Linked DNA regions of Homo sapiens: region 2 is linked to region 1. A link is a loop called in an ENCODE intact Hi-C map of the cell type or tissue named here. Cell type or tissue: mammary epithelial cell. All regions are shown on one strand. Each heading gives the region's core, and the rest is flanking DNA. Links, peaks and the distances in the headings are about the cores only.

What was found. A loop is a pair of places that touch in the nucleus more often than their neighbours do. Peaks named below come from ENCODE experiments on the same cell type or tissue, not always from the same donor. Only the 100,000 strongest peaks of a DNase experiment are listed, where the experiment ranks them.
Region 2: it touches region 1 in a loop (3-fold over the local background); 1 of 110 quality-filtered maps calls a loop at or near these places.

The regions. Positions count from the first base shown.
Region 1 is chr2:199,253,539-199,261,885 of GRCh38, forward strand. No RefSeq gene overlaps it. Among named protein-coding and RNA genes, the nearest start is that of SATB2, 200 kb to the right of the region's middle. In mammary epithelial cell, for the core only: CTCF peaks have their summits at 4,945 (motif pointing left) and 7,842; a DNase peak (open chromatin) is centred at 7,883.
Region 2 is chr2:198,913,665-198,922,011 of GRCh38, forward strand. No RefSeq gene overlaps it. Among named protein-coding and RNA genes, the nearest start is that of SATB2, 540 kb to the right of the region's middle. In mammary epithelial cell, for the core only: no CTCF peak of the experiment used is centred there; a DNase peak (open chromatin) is centred at 4,847; H3K27ac peaks cover 359 bases.

The sequences.
Region 1 (8,347 bases), core at 30-8,029:
CAGTATAAATACCGCCACCATAGCCAATGTTAGGCTGCCAAGATGATACCACCAAACGTGGAGTTGGAAATTTATTTAATTGTAAATTTGTATAATTTAATGTTTAATAGTGGCTGTATTTAGCAATTACCTCACAACATTCCTAAAAATTTAACAATCAGCAAGCTGGTTTGAGTGAGAACTAGCACACTCTTAAAAGGAAGCATGGTGGAAGAATGGAAACAGCATCGTAGCAAGAAAGGCCCCGGATTTTAGCTAAGAGACCATAGGTGACCTACTGAAGTTTTCTGGCTTTAGAGGCAAGAGTAGGCAATCTCTTAAGAACCATCCTCTTCAGGCCAGGCACGGTGGCTCAAGCCTGTAATCCCAGCACTTTGGGAGGCCGAGGCAGGCGGATCACGAGGTCAGGAGATTGAGACCATCCTGGCTAACACAGTGAAACCCCATCTCTACTAAAAATACAAAAAAATTAGCCAGGCGTGGTGGCAGGCACCTGTAGTCCCAGCTACTCAGGAGGCTGACACAGGAGAGTGGCGTGAAGCCGGGAGGCGGAGCTTGCAGTGAGCCGAGATTGCGCCACTGCACTCCAGCCTGGGCGACAGAGAGAGACTCCGTCTCAAAAAAGAAAGAAAGAAAGAAAGAACAATCCTCTTCAAGGATTCTGTGATTTTCACAATCTTCCAATACCACCTCAAATAACTGGATTCTGTTGCCCTTTGCACTTACAGTTTTCTTTCTGCTCAAACACAAATGAAATGAACTAATAATAATTTTTCAATAACAATAACAGGTAACATTTATTGAGGATGTACCAGTGCCAGGAATCTTAACTTATTAAATCTGCACAACTCTATGAGATTGATGCTATGATTATAACCATTTCAACAATGAGTACATGAATGCAGAGAGAAGTTAAATAAATTACTAAAGGTCTCACACCCTGGCCTCTGTGCACTTAATCATGGCACTGTAAATAAATAAACCATAACATTTTCATTATGTAGGGGACATTTTTAGGACTATATAGAGTTATGATTTCTAAAGGAAAATCTGACGAAATAAGAAGTGTGTATCAGGGAGTAGATAAGCCAAAGAAATTTCCTTAATGTTTCCAGGGTAGATTTTTTTTAAGTGGCTCAAATTTTAAAAGTTTTGTGACCATGATTCATGGCCACTTCCTTTGCTATCTAATATCTGCAGTAGTTCCTGACCAAGGAAAGAATTCTTTATTAATTTTGAAAAATACTCCCGTACTATACAATGAGAAGGATAGCAGCATTCAGTAACACAAATTTCCATAAACAAATTAGATATTCCATTACCCCCCAATAAAATCTTATAAGAAACCACCAATTATTGTGAGAATTATCTTCATTTTAACCATCTGGTCCTTCTGAACAGAAAGAGTGTTTGTACATGAGCCTGAGACATAAGACAGAGAACTGTTGTTATCTTGATACATTGCAACATGTGAAAATAATTGCTTTTAGTGTGGCTAATACTCGTATCACACACAATACAACTGTAGGGCAAAATTCTTGTCTGTGTTCCATATAAATAATTTGACTCCAACATTCAACTCTCCTTATATGTACAAGGCTGACTAGACATTCTAAGACTGACTTAATTCTCCATAAAATTTCCCAAACTAACTCAATGATGAAAACCCATACACAAGAAGAATGGGGAGTTAGTGTGACCATTTCCATAACACACATGAACATGTGATTTGACTTTTTTAAAAAGGTAAAGTGTATGTATCCTGTGTGCTGCTTATTCTCTGCCTCTCACAATTATTTCTCACCCTCCACTGCCCTGTTCTGCACCCAGAAGGGTGACTTCTATAATTTTAAGCCCCCAGGCCCCTTTGCACTCTGGCTTCAGGTTGGTTTGGGCCAATAGGAGAAACTGGCAGGAGTTTGAAACATTAAGAAATGGAACAAGGATTTTACATTGCCACCAATATTCTAAGGCCATGGATCCTGCCATGCAGTCCCTCTTACCCTTCCACTCCCTGGCCCTTTCAGGCCCATGGTAACAGCATGTGCCCATCATCCCTCTTGGTTCCCTTAATTTTGACTACACCTCTATAAACAGGGCCTTTGTTAAACTCACTTTGGCTACACACTTATCCTGGGCCTTCTATCCCCTACCAGGACATTCACTGAAACATCATTCTCCAAATAAGTTAAATACAGATATCAAAAATGTTCTAAATGTTATATATTATTTGTTACATATGGTAACTTGTCATATATATATGTGTAGCTATATATTTTCCCCTCTCCATATTCCTTTAAACAGAGAGTAAGTCCTTATTTATTCGATTCAGGTAAAACTGAATTAAAGCAACTTTTCAGGCAACACACCTGTTGCATACATTGAAGTATCCTGGAAATGCAGTTTGCAGTTTAATGCTGAAGAAAATACCTGTTTAAAGATGCATCTTGATCTGTAATCAAGGTTTTGACTATTAAATATTGAAAGCAGGCAGAGTTCAGAAGAAAATACAATCCATTCTATTCCAAGTTATAGGAAGCTGATTACACAGTTTTGCATTAACATGTCAAAGAGTTCTATTTTGTTGCCCTTTCCATCTTACATCTTTGTAGGTTCCTTTCCAGTAAAACACTGACAAAATGAGTTAATAATTATCAATAACAATAATATTAGCTAACATTTATTGAGCCAAATATTGCACAGGGCACATGTATACTAAAAATGATATGTTGTTTATCAGAAATTCAAATTTAGGTGTCCTGCTTTTTAAAATTTTGTTTTGTTTTGTTTTGCTAAATAAGGCAACCCTATACATGTGTGAATGTCTACCAGATTGAGCAACATAGATGTACAACATTTTCATTATTGCAGAAAATTCTATTGGAGAGCTCTGTTTTATCATATCATGAGCTCAGTTTATATTAGTGCTTGGTGTTAATAAAAAAAAATGCCATGTATCATCATCTCACTATCTAAGGAGCAACACATTTTGACAAAAACAGACATTTGTGTAGTTAAAATCCTGAAAAATTACATTTATTTTATTTACTTTGGAGATGAAATAGAGACTGACTTCTGACCACCAGCTTTCAAATGAACACTTTAGGGAACTAGATAGTCATTTTCCCAATAATTAACCCTTTGAGACAGTCTTCCTTTGAATACCCCATAATGACATTCTTTAAAAAAAAGAATTACATTTATTGCAAAATGTAATCTCCATGCAGAAATATGCTTAATATATATTTGTACAGTTTCTAAAATAACCATAAGGCTTGACATTCCTTTGTGATATGTGTTACAGACTGGTTGCTCTCATGGGATCATTCAGAGTTCGTCTCTTGTAATTTTCTAGGTCTGGCCAGAAATATTTTGTTTTTATGTTTAAACACCCCATCAGTCAGCACCTGGTAAATATATAGCTGGAATCCTCAGTAAATTACTTAGAAACTAAAGGAATAGATTGTATTTAAAAAGGTATAAAGAAAATTGACCTCTGTTTCTCTAATAAAAGTGGGAGAGGCAGGACCCTTCCATCCCAATCAGTGTCATTAATTGGTTATTGGAGCAAATGAATGATTCTTTCTACCTGTTCTCCTCCAAGTTTAGGAGGAACTAATCTGGTCAATTAACCTTTGGCATCACGGGTTTGAAGCAATTTGGAAGAGGGCTAGTTTTTTGTGTTTTTTTTTCCCCTGGGCTATTCTTTTGTCCCCTGTCCCCTGTGCTTTAAGAGGAAACTCGATTCAAGACATTTCAACAAATCCAGAAGGAAAAATCCTGATTCCCCTAATGCTTGAGAAGTGAGACTCACAAGCAGGCAACGGGCCTTTATTTCTGGAGGGAGACAGCTGGAGCAAGCTCTCTCTGCGGGGCTAAGAGCATCTTGCTCTTTATTCGGTTTCTCTGATGAGGCCTTTAGTTGGGCATCAGTTTACCCATTGGTAAATGGAGTTGAATAATATATACTTACCACTCCATAGTAAATGAATATTGAAGATCTTTGGCTAAAGAGGGCTATGAATATGTAAAAGCTCTGTGAATACAAATCAAGAATTCATGACTTAGTAAAAGCTCAATATGTTGATAAATCTTGAATTTTTGCAAATGCTGAGATGTTTCACTTTTATTCAGAATATATAATAGTTAGGGATTGAAGTTTAGCCAGAGAGGCTTTATGCAAAGGACACATATGTAACTATGTACAGTAAAAAGCTGTACATCTGGCATGTTGGGGGAGACTGGAGGCACCAATCAGTCAAAAGTTCTGACTAACAATTTTTCATTGCTTCTGGTAGTTCTCTTGTTTCTTGTCTTGGGCTCTGTATTAAAGCCTAGATGTGTTGGGGTGGGGGGTAGTGGGGAGATGGTAATTTTACTCAGGGAAAGCTATGTTTGGCCAAAGTTCACTGAAGCAGCCATGTAGCTCAGCCCTACCCACATGCAAGGCTCCAAGTAGCCACAGAGAGCTCCATGCTCACAAATCATGAGATCCTTAGGTGTGGCATTGTGACATCAGAGGAGCAGATGCTGAAATGGGAGATGTACATGCAAATGAACTTGTGCACAAGTGTGGGCCGAGCCTCTCCTTGCCCGTTCTGCGCTTTGGTACTAATCAGAAAAAAAGGTCACTTCCTCTGGGTAAAAACAGACCCTATACCAGAGCTGCCACTTTTCTCTTTACCTAGATACCCATGCTGTGAACAATCTACATAATCAGATGATGTGGTCCCAAATATGAACTTGGGGAAATCTTTGATTTCTCCAGAAGGATGTATTTGTCTGTGTGAAGAAATTGTATTCAGTTTAATTTTTAATGACTTGCTACTAAAATTCCTATACTCTCCAAATGTAGCTTTCTGGGTAATTTGAGGTTGTCACCTTTTTCTCATTTAGAAGTACAGGATTAATTCAGTAGTTATGAGTAGACATCAGAGATGATGCTGAGCCTCCTACTGGCCAGGGCAAGAAAGGGAAACTCAAGAAATTCAGTTGTTCTCACTATCAGATAAAGAAAGTAGCATACCCAAATTCCACTGGGGAAACAATGATCATCTTTTTTACTTTAAAATCAAAAGGAAATTTCTTGTATGAAATTTCACCTGGGAGCCACTGAGGCATCATAGACAACCATTGCATCAATAGTTTATAGTAAATGTAATGGCAATACATGGCAGCACTTTCCTGCAAAATCCTTTAGAAAAAGCAAAGCCCAATTGAGCTAATTCTGAGAAGGCCGAGCAAATTTGGGGATCTTTTGGTGCCTGACTTAAAGGACAGAACTTCTGGGAAAGTAAATACTCAGCCTAGTCCTCAGACTGGCAGTTTCTAGATGTCATCTGCAGTCAGCTTCTAGGTGGTGACAGAGTTTTTTCTGCTCCCCAGAAAAAGGAGGGGAAAAAAGGGTAAGACATACATATTTCACAGCAAATTGGTTCACTTTCCTCACTTGAATAGGATTATGCTTTATTTTGTTGTATTTTTTTAAAGACAGGGCCTTGCTTGGTCACCCAGGCTGGAGTCCAGTGGCACAATCATAGCTCATGGTAACTTTGAACTCCTGGTCTCAAGCAATCCTCCCAGATTCAGCCTCCCCAAGGTGCTGGGATTCCTTACAGGCATGAACCACCCTGCCCAGCCCAACTATAGTTTATTTTAAGATGATGTCCTTCCAACTTTGGGAGGAGTTAAAAGTGCTTTGTTTGATGTGATAATGGTAGAAAATATGGTAGTTTTATATTTTGTATTGCTTGTTGAGTGTCTTTATTTGCCAGTATGAACTTGACAAGTCCTTATTGGCCCCCAAGCCTGAGGAGTGGCTATTACTGGTCCAAGAAGTCCCAAAATCTGGTAATGACAGCCATGGACTATATTCCCAAAATAGCATTTCACAAAGTAATAGAGGTAAGTGTCATACTTGCAGATGGGACCTTGGCAGGAGTACCCTTATCCTATTAGGGTGCTGAAGATGCCAAGGCCTCCCCAATATTCCCAGTACAGTAAGCTTCCTGAATGCCACCAGAATGGGTCTCAAGGATATCTGCATGAATCAACTTCAGGTGTGCAAGCTTGCAGATATATACTGGTTAAAACCCCATTGTTCTACTATCTGAGTGCAGAGGTTTTCAAAGCAATGTTATGTGTAAACTGTCTGTGATGTAAACAAGTTTCACTTAAGGCTTGACAATCTTTCTGATATTAAACACCCCAACTTGATGCTGGTCCATGGTGGAATTAGTTACAAAATGTATTCTCCCACATAATCTAATGAGTTGGTCTGCCATCTGGAAATATTTAGTAGTGTCCAACTGAATATAGAAGAATGATTGATGGAGGTGATTTACCCTTGATCAAGTTCATACTGAGTCACTCTTACAGTCACTCTTAGTCAAATAAGACTAAGTATTATTTGATGCTACTTCTAGTTTCTCCTGGTAAAAGCAGGCATCAGTACCTCAGAGGACACTTACTTCCCCATCCACGGTGGATCGACATTATTTCACCTTGGATTTTAGAATTTTTTGGTTTACAAATTACCTACCTACTGATATTTTTCTCAAAGGCAAATACCATGACTTCGACGAACAGTCTCATATTTTTAAAAAATGAATGCTTTGTACCAGGAATCATCCTTGGTAATGGGAATACAAAGATATTGCAGGAAAACTATCATTTAATAGGCAGGCACTCTGCTTTATATGGGCACACACACACACACACACACACACACATTGCAAGGGAGGTATTATTTTCCTTTTGTATATATATACATATATAGCTCCAAATTACCGAAAACTAGGAAGTAGAGTAGATCTATTTCTAGATAGATACCAGCCCTTTCTGATTTCAAAGCAACACTATGTTGTTCTAATAAGGCATAGTATCTTTCCTCAAAGAGTTCGAAGTCTAGTGCATTTGGCATACTTTTTGGGCCCTGAGCACCTCTGTCTGTTTTTTCTATGTTTAGAGAATTTCCTACCTATGAGTCCAAGACAGAAGACAGAAACGCACTTTCCCAGCCTTCCTTACATATGACTTAGGCTCCTTCAATCAGGACTTTTATTTGGAAGGGAATGGAAAAAAAAATGCACCATGTGAATTCCATTTCACTAAGGGCAGTGGCAGAGCCATCCGGGTTTCAGAGGCAGCAGGGGCAGAGGTTTTGAGATGGCATTCAGTGCCCAGGAGCGTGGGACCAAGATCTGGTGCTTGTGCTCCGTGCTGCAGCAGCTGTCTCCCCTGGAGTCATCTTAGATATAGATCCTAATGTCTAACCCAGATTTTCTGACTTACCTGGAAATTCTCTGGGCCTTCTAATAACTTTTAGTAAATTTTTTTTTCTGCTTAACTAGTTAAATTTAGTTCTATTGTTGTCAACTAAAGGTCGTGACTTTATTTCCCTCACAATGGCTTCAATATAATAGACATTTCATAAATCTACTTTGTTGGTTGACAAATGAAAAAAATGATTTAACAGAATAAATTAATAGAAGATAAACTTTCTAGGCTCTTATACATCCTTGTCACCCTCTGTTTTTTGAATATATCTCAATTTATCAACATCCTTCCAAAATATGTCATCCAGAACTAAAAACAATGTTGCAATGTGGCCTGATTAGTATTGAAGAGTATAGGGTGATCACCTTTCTTGGTTTAAGCTGTATATCTCTATTCATGCAGTCTGAAATGACATAAGCATAAGCTCTCTTAGTAGCTGTATCACATGATTAAGAAAGAAAGCCTGAGAACTTATAGGATTTAGTAATCAATATTCAGTATGAGCCTAAATATGTGAGGTGGTTACTAGAAGAGTCAATTCAGCTTTAGATGGCGCCAATAACAGGGGAAAAGAGAACTAACCAAAAGCAGAATGGGCTGAGTTCCAAACTCATAAGTTCCTAGTCATGAAAGAACAAAGACTGCATGGCCTCCAGCCAAGGATGCCTGAAAAGGAATTTCTGCTTTGAATAAGAGGATGTGCAGGATAATAAAGCCCATGGTTCTGTGATTCTGTCTTCCAAGACAACACAGAATCACAGACTATGAATTACCTGAATGTGGGGCTTACAAATGTCAGTTGTGGAGGTTCTTGAGGTCAAGGCACTTGTAACTCAAATACCTTGATTATGCATTACAGAAATATTCAGATGAAGTTTATCCCTATAAGGCAATTTAAATATTTAATCCTGGCTGAAGTTGGGAAAATTTCAAAATCCAACAAAGAGAAACTGCTATGAAATGTACCCCATTCATCAAATATTTGTTAAAAGGGAGGGAAGAGCTTTGTGCCCTATTGGTGTTTTCAATGGGGTGAGGAAGCTGACAATAAATAAAAACATGAAACATA
Region 2 (8,347 bases), core at 250-8,249, 340 kb before region 1:
TCACAGCCTGAAGTGATGACATTTATAAGACCCTAGTCAGCAATGATGGGGTTATAGACTTAATAAGTTCAACAGGGAGATGACAGTGGGTGATGGGGAGGAAGGGAGGGATAATAGATGAATTGGTGACAAAGAGAAAAGGCTTCAGAAAGAAAATCATAAAAAGAGGAACTGAGAGGCCAATATGAGGCAATTGTCAAAAGCCTGGGGAGAATTGTTGACAAATCATAGTCTGTGTTTCTTCAAGTGTGATTCAGGCTCCCTGGGGGTTCCCAAGACACTTTCAGGAAGTCTGTAAGGGCAAAGCTATTTTTATAGTAACATTAAGATGTCATTTGGTTTTTGTTTTTTTTTCACTCTTATTCTCTCTCAGGTATGTAGACTCATTGGTAAGGTTTCAGATTCTATATTGCAACTAACCTTTAGGAAACTTGTTGAGTTTTGGTGTAGTATCAAAGCAGTATATCCAGTTATCTGAGTGGTCTAAGTTATTGTTAATCCATTCAAGGTGCTATAATAGAATACCGTGGCTGGGTAGCTTATAAACAATAGAATTTATTTGTCACAGTTTTGGAGGCTGGGGAGTAGAAGATCAAGGTGGCGCAGACTTGGTGTCTGGTGAAAGCCCTCTTCTGGAAGCTGTGTTCTCACATGGTGGAAAGGGGTGAAGGAGGCCTCTGGGGTCTCTTTTATAGGAGAACTAATACCACATAGGGGAACTAATTATCTACCAAAAGACTTAGCTCCTAATACCATCATACTGGGGGTAAGGCTTTCAACATACACTTGTACATCTCAAATATGAGGATCTGAAATTGAAAATGCTCCAAAATCTGAGATTTTTGAGTGTTAACATAATGCTCAAAGGAAATGCTCATTGGAGCATTTCAGATTTCATATTTTCAGATTTGGGACGCTCAACCAGTAAGTATAGTACAAATATTCCAAAATAAAAAGAAAACCTGAAATCTGAAACAATTCTGGGTCCAAGTGTTTTGGATAAGGGATGTTCAACCTGTATAAATTCTGAGGAGACACACTCAGTCTACTGAACTTACTAAAACACACCTCCCTATTCTAACTACATAACTTTGTGAGTCTAGATTTTTCTCTCTTTAACAACCAAAATAACATTTTAACAAATTGAATATAGGAGCAGATATGAGGTTCTAGTTGTCTCCTCTTAAGTCAGACATTAAAGGGATTTACAAAAATGTAAAATAATGACTTTCTTATTAGTAAATTTTTATTTGGAATACAGTTGTTTTTCATTAAAAATGTTATCTATGTTAATATATAATAGAATTATTATTTTAAAATAAATACATATTTTAAATATTTCTCAGTTTTAATCTACTGTAATAAATATTGAGAGGTATGAGTCACATAAACAAAATCTCTTAAGGGTCCTCAATAATTTCTTAAGAGTTTTAAGGGACCCTAAGTTTGAGAACTGCTTATTTAGACAATTTGCTTCCAACTTTGTTCAATATGAGAAAGTTAGGAAGCTAGAAAGTATATAATCTTTGGAGCAATTGCTCAGTCTCTTTCATTAAAAATCTGCTTAAACCATGTGACAGATTGCATTGTCCCAAAATGGCCACATCAATAATTTTGGTCCCACAAAATTCTCAGAGTTTGAATATTCCTCCAAGTAAGAGGTACTTTCTAGTTCCCTCACCTAATTTGGGCCACGCTTAGTGGCTCATTTGCAATTTGTGTACTGTAGCAGAGGCAGTGCTGTATGCCTTCCAAGGGTGAGTCTAAAAATAATACAAATTAAACCCAGCTCTCTATCAGGACATGTGTTTTGAGAGATTAGAGTCCACAGTTAAGAAGCCCAGGTACTCCAAAGATGCCATCCTGGAGAGATTATTTTGAGGTGATCACATAAAGGTAGAGAGAGTTGCCTGTGGCTCCCTACCTATTCCATATTCCAACTGCTACAGTCCTCTCAGCATCAACCTCCAGACACAAGAGTAACTAAACTTCAGATGATCCAAACCATCATCCTTTAAGCCACCTCAACTGACCCAAGATTAAGCAGAGAGGAGCTATCCCCAACAAGTCTTACCCAAATTGTGGATTGATGAGCAGAATAAATATTGCCATTGTTTCAAAACACTAATGTTTGGAGTTATTCATTACACAGCAATAGTAACTGGAGCAAATACTCTCTTCAGGGCATTAGGATTTGTCTCAGGAAAAGGTGGAGTATATTATACCCACAACAGATAGTGAATGGGTATTCACTTATCCTGTGATCATCCTCATTAAAGACCATGGAAAGAAAATAACTTCATCCCAGAGACAACTACACAGAGGAAGAAACAATGAAGTCTAGTCCTCACCTTCCCCATCTCAAGAAGATCACTAGAAGTTTACCATACAAAACAAAAGAAGGAACACGTCAAATTCAGTTACAGAACCAATGAAGATTATCTGATGGAAGAAAAGGAGAAAAGAGAAAGGTAAACTAGTACAAAGATTAATTATTTTAATAAACAGTATACAAGTTATACATATATTACTTTATATTTTGTATTAATTATATTATATAATAATTAATTATATTATATTAATAGCCAACTATACAGGGAAGATATTATTCCTCTTTTGCAGGTAAGAGAACATGTGATACTCAGGGCTGTTAGGCAATTTGCCTGAAGTCGCACAGCTACAGCTCATACTCAGGTCTGTCAGATTCCAAGCCTTACAGGAAGCTGTTTTCTTCCATCTGGAACTCTGGATTTTTCTGCTACATTAAAATAAATGCATCTCTCTCTTTCAAACATAATAATAATTCTGCAAGTGTTCATGCTCTAAGCTAAGATATGGGAATAGAAAATATAACAAACTTTAAAGGTAACATTTCTGCTTCTCTCTCGGGAGAAAACTGTCTTTGTGGTACCATATGAAGCCCTGGCTAACGGCAGGTGTCATTAGGGACAGGATGGAATGAGGAGGACGTTAACAATTTACTATAAATGATTTTTCAATTGAAGAAAAACAGGAAATATGCCAGAAGGCTGTGGATCAGAGGTCAACACCTGCTCCTCCCTGTGCGTGTCCACAGACTCTGACATCTCATCTGCTGGGAAATCAGAAGTACCAAGCTGCCAGCCAAGCCAGGGAGCACTAGAGCCTTTCTGCCAGTGTCTGCCAGGTCTTAGCCTCCCTAATGCCACTCAGTGGTATCATGCTCCTTGAAACGACTCACATACCTCCTTGCTTTGTGGCAAAATGAAGGCCAAGTGCAACTTTATCCGGGAAGCAGATGCCTTGATGTTTCTGGTACTTGTCATAAGTGACATATGTATTACTTCATTTGCAAATGAGCACTCACAGGAGTCTTTGGGAATGGAGGAGAGGAGTGTCCTTTGGTAAAATGCTTCAATATTCAGCAAATTTTGAGTACTTACTGTGTCTAGGAGCTGTTATTTATTGATGAGAATTGGCTTAGGATTCTACTTTCTAGTGGATGATTTTTTTTAATCCAAATTTCTAGATGAACAACAAGCATTCTAATTGTCTCCATAAGCCTGCAATAGAGAATTCTCTCATCCTACATTCATTATTAAGAAATCCTTCCTGCTTCCATAAACTCAAGGACTTACGTCCTGTACCACTCTTCCTAAATAGAAATTAAAACCTAAGGCCATGAACTTGAAGACATATATCTGGTTTCTATACTGCTGTGAATTTTTTGAGCCTCAATCCCTCTCTAACTTTGAGGAAGCTCTATTTCTCATTACAATGGATTTCTCCATCTTGATCTTGAGCTTAATTTATTTTTAATTTTTTTAATCATGTAATATTTAATTATTATTTAAATCATTTTATTAATCATTTTTAAAGGGACATTAGCTCAGGCTGCTCCAAGGAGGAGGATATATGAAAACACGCTGTACCTTTCATTTTTTTACAACTTTACAGTAAATCTAAAATTAGTTTTTCAAAATTAAAAGTTAAAAACATTCAAATTGCCATTCTTCTGGATTTTACAGTCTATAAGAAAAGATCATAGGCTTTGGGATTAAGCAATCTCAAACCTGATTCCATCTGTTATTAGTTATGTGACTTAAGGCAAGTCACTTAACTTTGTTGAGCCCCATTTTTTTTTGTTGAATAGACAACCTAGCACATGGGTCTATCACAAGTTAAAAGTAGGCAAGATGTAATAAAATAGAGTTCATTTATCATTTCCTCCATCTCTGTACTTTATTCAAAAAAGTTGATAAATTAAAAATTACTGCTAAATTTGCATATTCTCTTATTAATAGTTGTTTACTGAGCTTAGAAATATGCATTATCTGACTGGGTAGTCTAAAGCAATCAAGCACGATTAAAGAAAGGGTTGTTCAGCTGGTTATCAGATAATTCTGAAGCCAGGTGTTGCACATGATCCTTACTTGGAGCCATCTGATCCATTGCCACATAGTTCATTGTCAAGCCAATTTCACCAGCTTGACATATATATGCTGTTAATCATAAAGAAGATCAAGTGAAAGAAAGTAGTGATTGCCATCATTAATGGAATAAAACCAGCACTAAAGTCAGGGCACATAGTAAATTTTTAACAATCTTGTTTGAGATTTCAACTGTTGGATGATCAGATCTTGAGACTGTTTAACACTTGGCGTATCTGTGAGTTTATTGTTCATTTGCTCAGTGTTTTCCATGATGGTATGGAGCTAGATAGGCTTGAAATTGAGGGTAAAAAGAATCAGTTCAGGAAATAAAGTAAATGACTCAAATTTCACTTTATGATCTAAGACTGGTTCTCCAACTTCATCGTGCATCAGAATTAACTAGAGAGCTTGTTAAAACATGTTGCTGGGGCCTATCCCCAGAGCTTTCAATTCAGTAGGTAGAGTAAGGCTTAAAATATGCATTTCCAACAAGTTCCCAGGTGATGCTGATGTTGCTGGTCTGAAGATCACACTTTGAGAAGCACTAATCTAAGAGACTAGGTCATGGGAACAAAAGCATTACAGGAAATCATAAGTTAATGTCAAATACTGACCCAGTGCTCAATTAAGGATGCAAGAAGTCAGGACAACAAATGCGAGGCTGGACAGGAGGGACTGTTACCAGGGCCATCACACAACTATGAGCATGCTGATTCCTCTTAGGAAAATTCTCAGAGGGGCTACAGAGGATTGGGTTCTGATTACACAGAGGTAACCCTACCAGGCTATTTAAATGCATAGGCCAGCACATTAAATTTTACTTATTTTTTGTGAAAGCAGGACACAATTCCTTTTGTACTTGTTAAGGCATTACAGAAAAAAATATTTTGAAATATATTCATTTCTGTTGCTGCTGTAATAAATTATCGTAAGAATGACTTAATACAAAGTATTATAGTTCTATAGGTCAAATATCTGATACAAGTCTCACTGGGCTATATAAAATCAAGATGTTAGCAGGGCTGCATGCTGATCTTGAGGCTTTCAGAAAGAATCTGTTTCCTTGCCTTTTCCAGCTTCTAGAGGCCACCCACATTATTTTGCTCCTGGCCCCCTTTCTCCATTTTGAAAGCTGTCGATGTCACATCTCTCTGACTCTTCTTTTGTCACCACATATCTTCCTAACTAGAATGGGAGGTCCTCTACTTTTATGGTGTAGTGTGATTAGATTGGGCCCACCTACATATTCCAGGATAATCTCTCAATCTCAAAATCCATACCCTTATTCACATCTGCAAAGTCCCTTTTGCCATGTCAGGTGACATATTCACAGGTTCTGGGGAATGGAACATGAATGTCTTAGAGGGTCATTATTCTGCCCACCACACATAATAACCAATGTCATTTGTTTTTACTATGGAGAAGCCGAAATTTTTTGTACTGCTACAAAAAAATCTATTTTAAAAAAAACAAACATCAACGACAGCAAAAACAACCCAATGGTGCAGAGTTCTGCTTCTGGCATGACGGCATGAGGAATTCTATGGACACATTCCCATGCAAAACTGGTGAAAATTATAAAAGGACAAAACTTAAAGTCTCTTGAAATGGTCCTGGGTCATGGAGGAAGTGAAAAAACATTTACTCAAGAAAATCTATTATAGCTTTTAAAGGTAAGAGTATGTAGTCTTTGAACAAGGTTCCACTCCATCTCTCCTATCTTTTAGCTCAACCAGATAGAAAATCCACTCCAGACAGGTGCAGCCAAAAGCACAGGTTCTCTCTCCCTACATCTCCCAGTCAGAGGACTATTTTCCTAAGCAAGAAAGGTCATTGTCATTGTTCTGGCATATAGGATGGTGTACCTATACCAAGAGAGGATACTTAAAAAGATTTCAGGCTATTGCCCCACACTCCACTGAGTATGCAGCGCCTAAAGAGGAGATATCACTTGGAAAGAAAGGTGTCTTTGCTTCTACTTCTAGCTCCAGAGCTCTGGCTGGGAGATTTGGAGTGGGGATAGAAACAGGCCTTAAGGCAGACAGCTCCTAATCTCTTCCCAGAGAAACTGACTTCATTTGAAATGGAATATGTGGAAGTTTAAGCCTTAGTGTGCTCTCAAAAACTGTGGAGATTCTCAACTCAATGAAATGGAAACTTCACTCCAGACTGACGCAGCCAAGAATATGGCTTTCTTTCCCTTCAGGTACCAGCCAGTGGTCTATCATCCTTACAGGATTTCAGCGTTTCTCATCCTGCCCTCAGCTACCTGCTGCTGAGGCTAAGTTCCAGGCAAGTACGACTGAGAGATAGGGGTGCCCTTTTTCTGCCAAGCCCCCACTGATGGTATCAAGGCTTTATCTTGGACACAGTGCCACTGAGAATACCAGGGACCTGGCCCATAAGGCAGTAATTTCACACCAGAAGAGGCAAGCCAAGAAGAACTGAGGCTACTGCCTACTCTGTCACTGAACCTCAGTTCCTAAAGTAGGGATGCCACTCAAAGAGAATTATACCCTATCTCCAACCCCAACTCCAGATCCACAGCTCAGAAATTTTGCTTGGGAATAGGGGAGGGAGTTGATAACCTGAGAAAAAGAAAGCTGGGAGGAGCCTGCCAGGGGTCAGACATAAACAAATCTCTAACACTGACCTATGCAACTACTCCTTCTAGGCAGCCCAATTTGATTAGATTAGTATGTGGACCAATTTAGGCCCCAGGCTACTGTTGGAAAAAATACATCAATCATCTGGCAATTGAATAGAGGTTAACAGCTGCATGTAGTTAGTTAGAGAATCAATCAAAGAGAGACCTGCCAAAACCACCATCATCCTAGAGTGTGATGGTCATACCTTTGCCACATCCTGCTGAGGAGCAACACCAGAGGCTTAACACTGCTAGGAAAATAAATTTTACTAAAATAATCCTGCTAATTACTAAATAGTACAACAAGCAAATGACAAGTCTCAGATGAGAAAGGGGATACTCAGAGTTGCTACAAAATTGTATCTAAAATATACAATTTTAAACAAAAAAATTATGAGATATGCAAATATATATATATATATATATATGATCCATATACTGGAAACATATCAGGCAAAAGAAATTGCCTGTGAGAGCAACCAAATGGCAGACTTAACAAAGACTTCAAAATACCCATTATAAATATGTTCAAAAAACTAAAGGAAGCATAATTAAAGAAGCAAAAGAAATATATAATAAAAATATCCCATTGAATAAATAATGTCAATAAAGAAATAGAAATTATAAAGAAATAATAGAAGTCTGGACTTTAAAAGTACAGGACCTAAAATGAAAAATTCACTAGAGGGTCCCAATAAAAAATTTGAATTGGCAGAAGAAATAATAAACTTGAAAATAGATCAATAGAGAGTACGCAAGCTGAAGAACAGAGAGAAAAAATAATAAAGAAAATTAAACAGAGTCTCAGAGAAATAAGGAAGACCAATAAGCACACCAACATACACATAATGGCAATACCAGAAGGAGAGGAGAAAGTAAAAGGAGCAAAAATAAAGACAGGAAACTTCCCAAATTTATTGAAAAACAACAATCTATACTTCCAGGAAGCTCAATGAACTTTGGGCAGGATAAATGCAAACAGATTCATAAGTAGATTATAGTAAAAATGCTGAAAGCCAAAGACAAGAAGAAAATCTTGAAAGCAGCAAGAAAAAAATGACTTATCAATTACAAGGGAACCCAATAAAATTAACAGCTGACTTTTCAGCTGAAACAATAGAGGCAAGAACACAGTGAGATAACATTCAGAATGCTCAGAAGAAAAACACCTGTCAACTAGACTCCTACATTCAGCAAAGCTATCTTTCAAAAATGAAGGTAAAATGCATTCTTAGATAAACAAAAATGAAGAAAATTTGTTGTTAGATGACCTGTCTTACAAGAAATA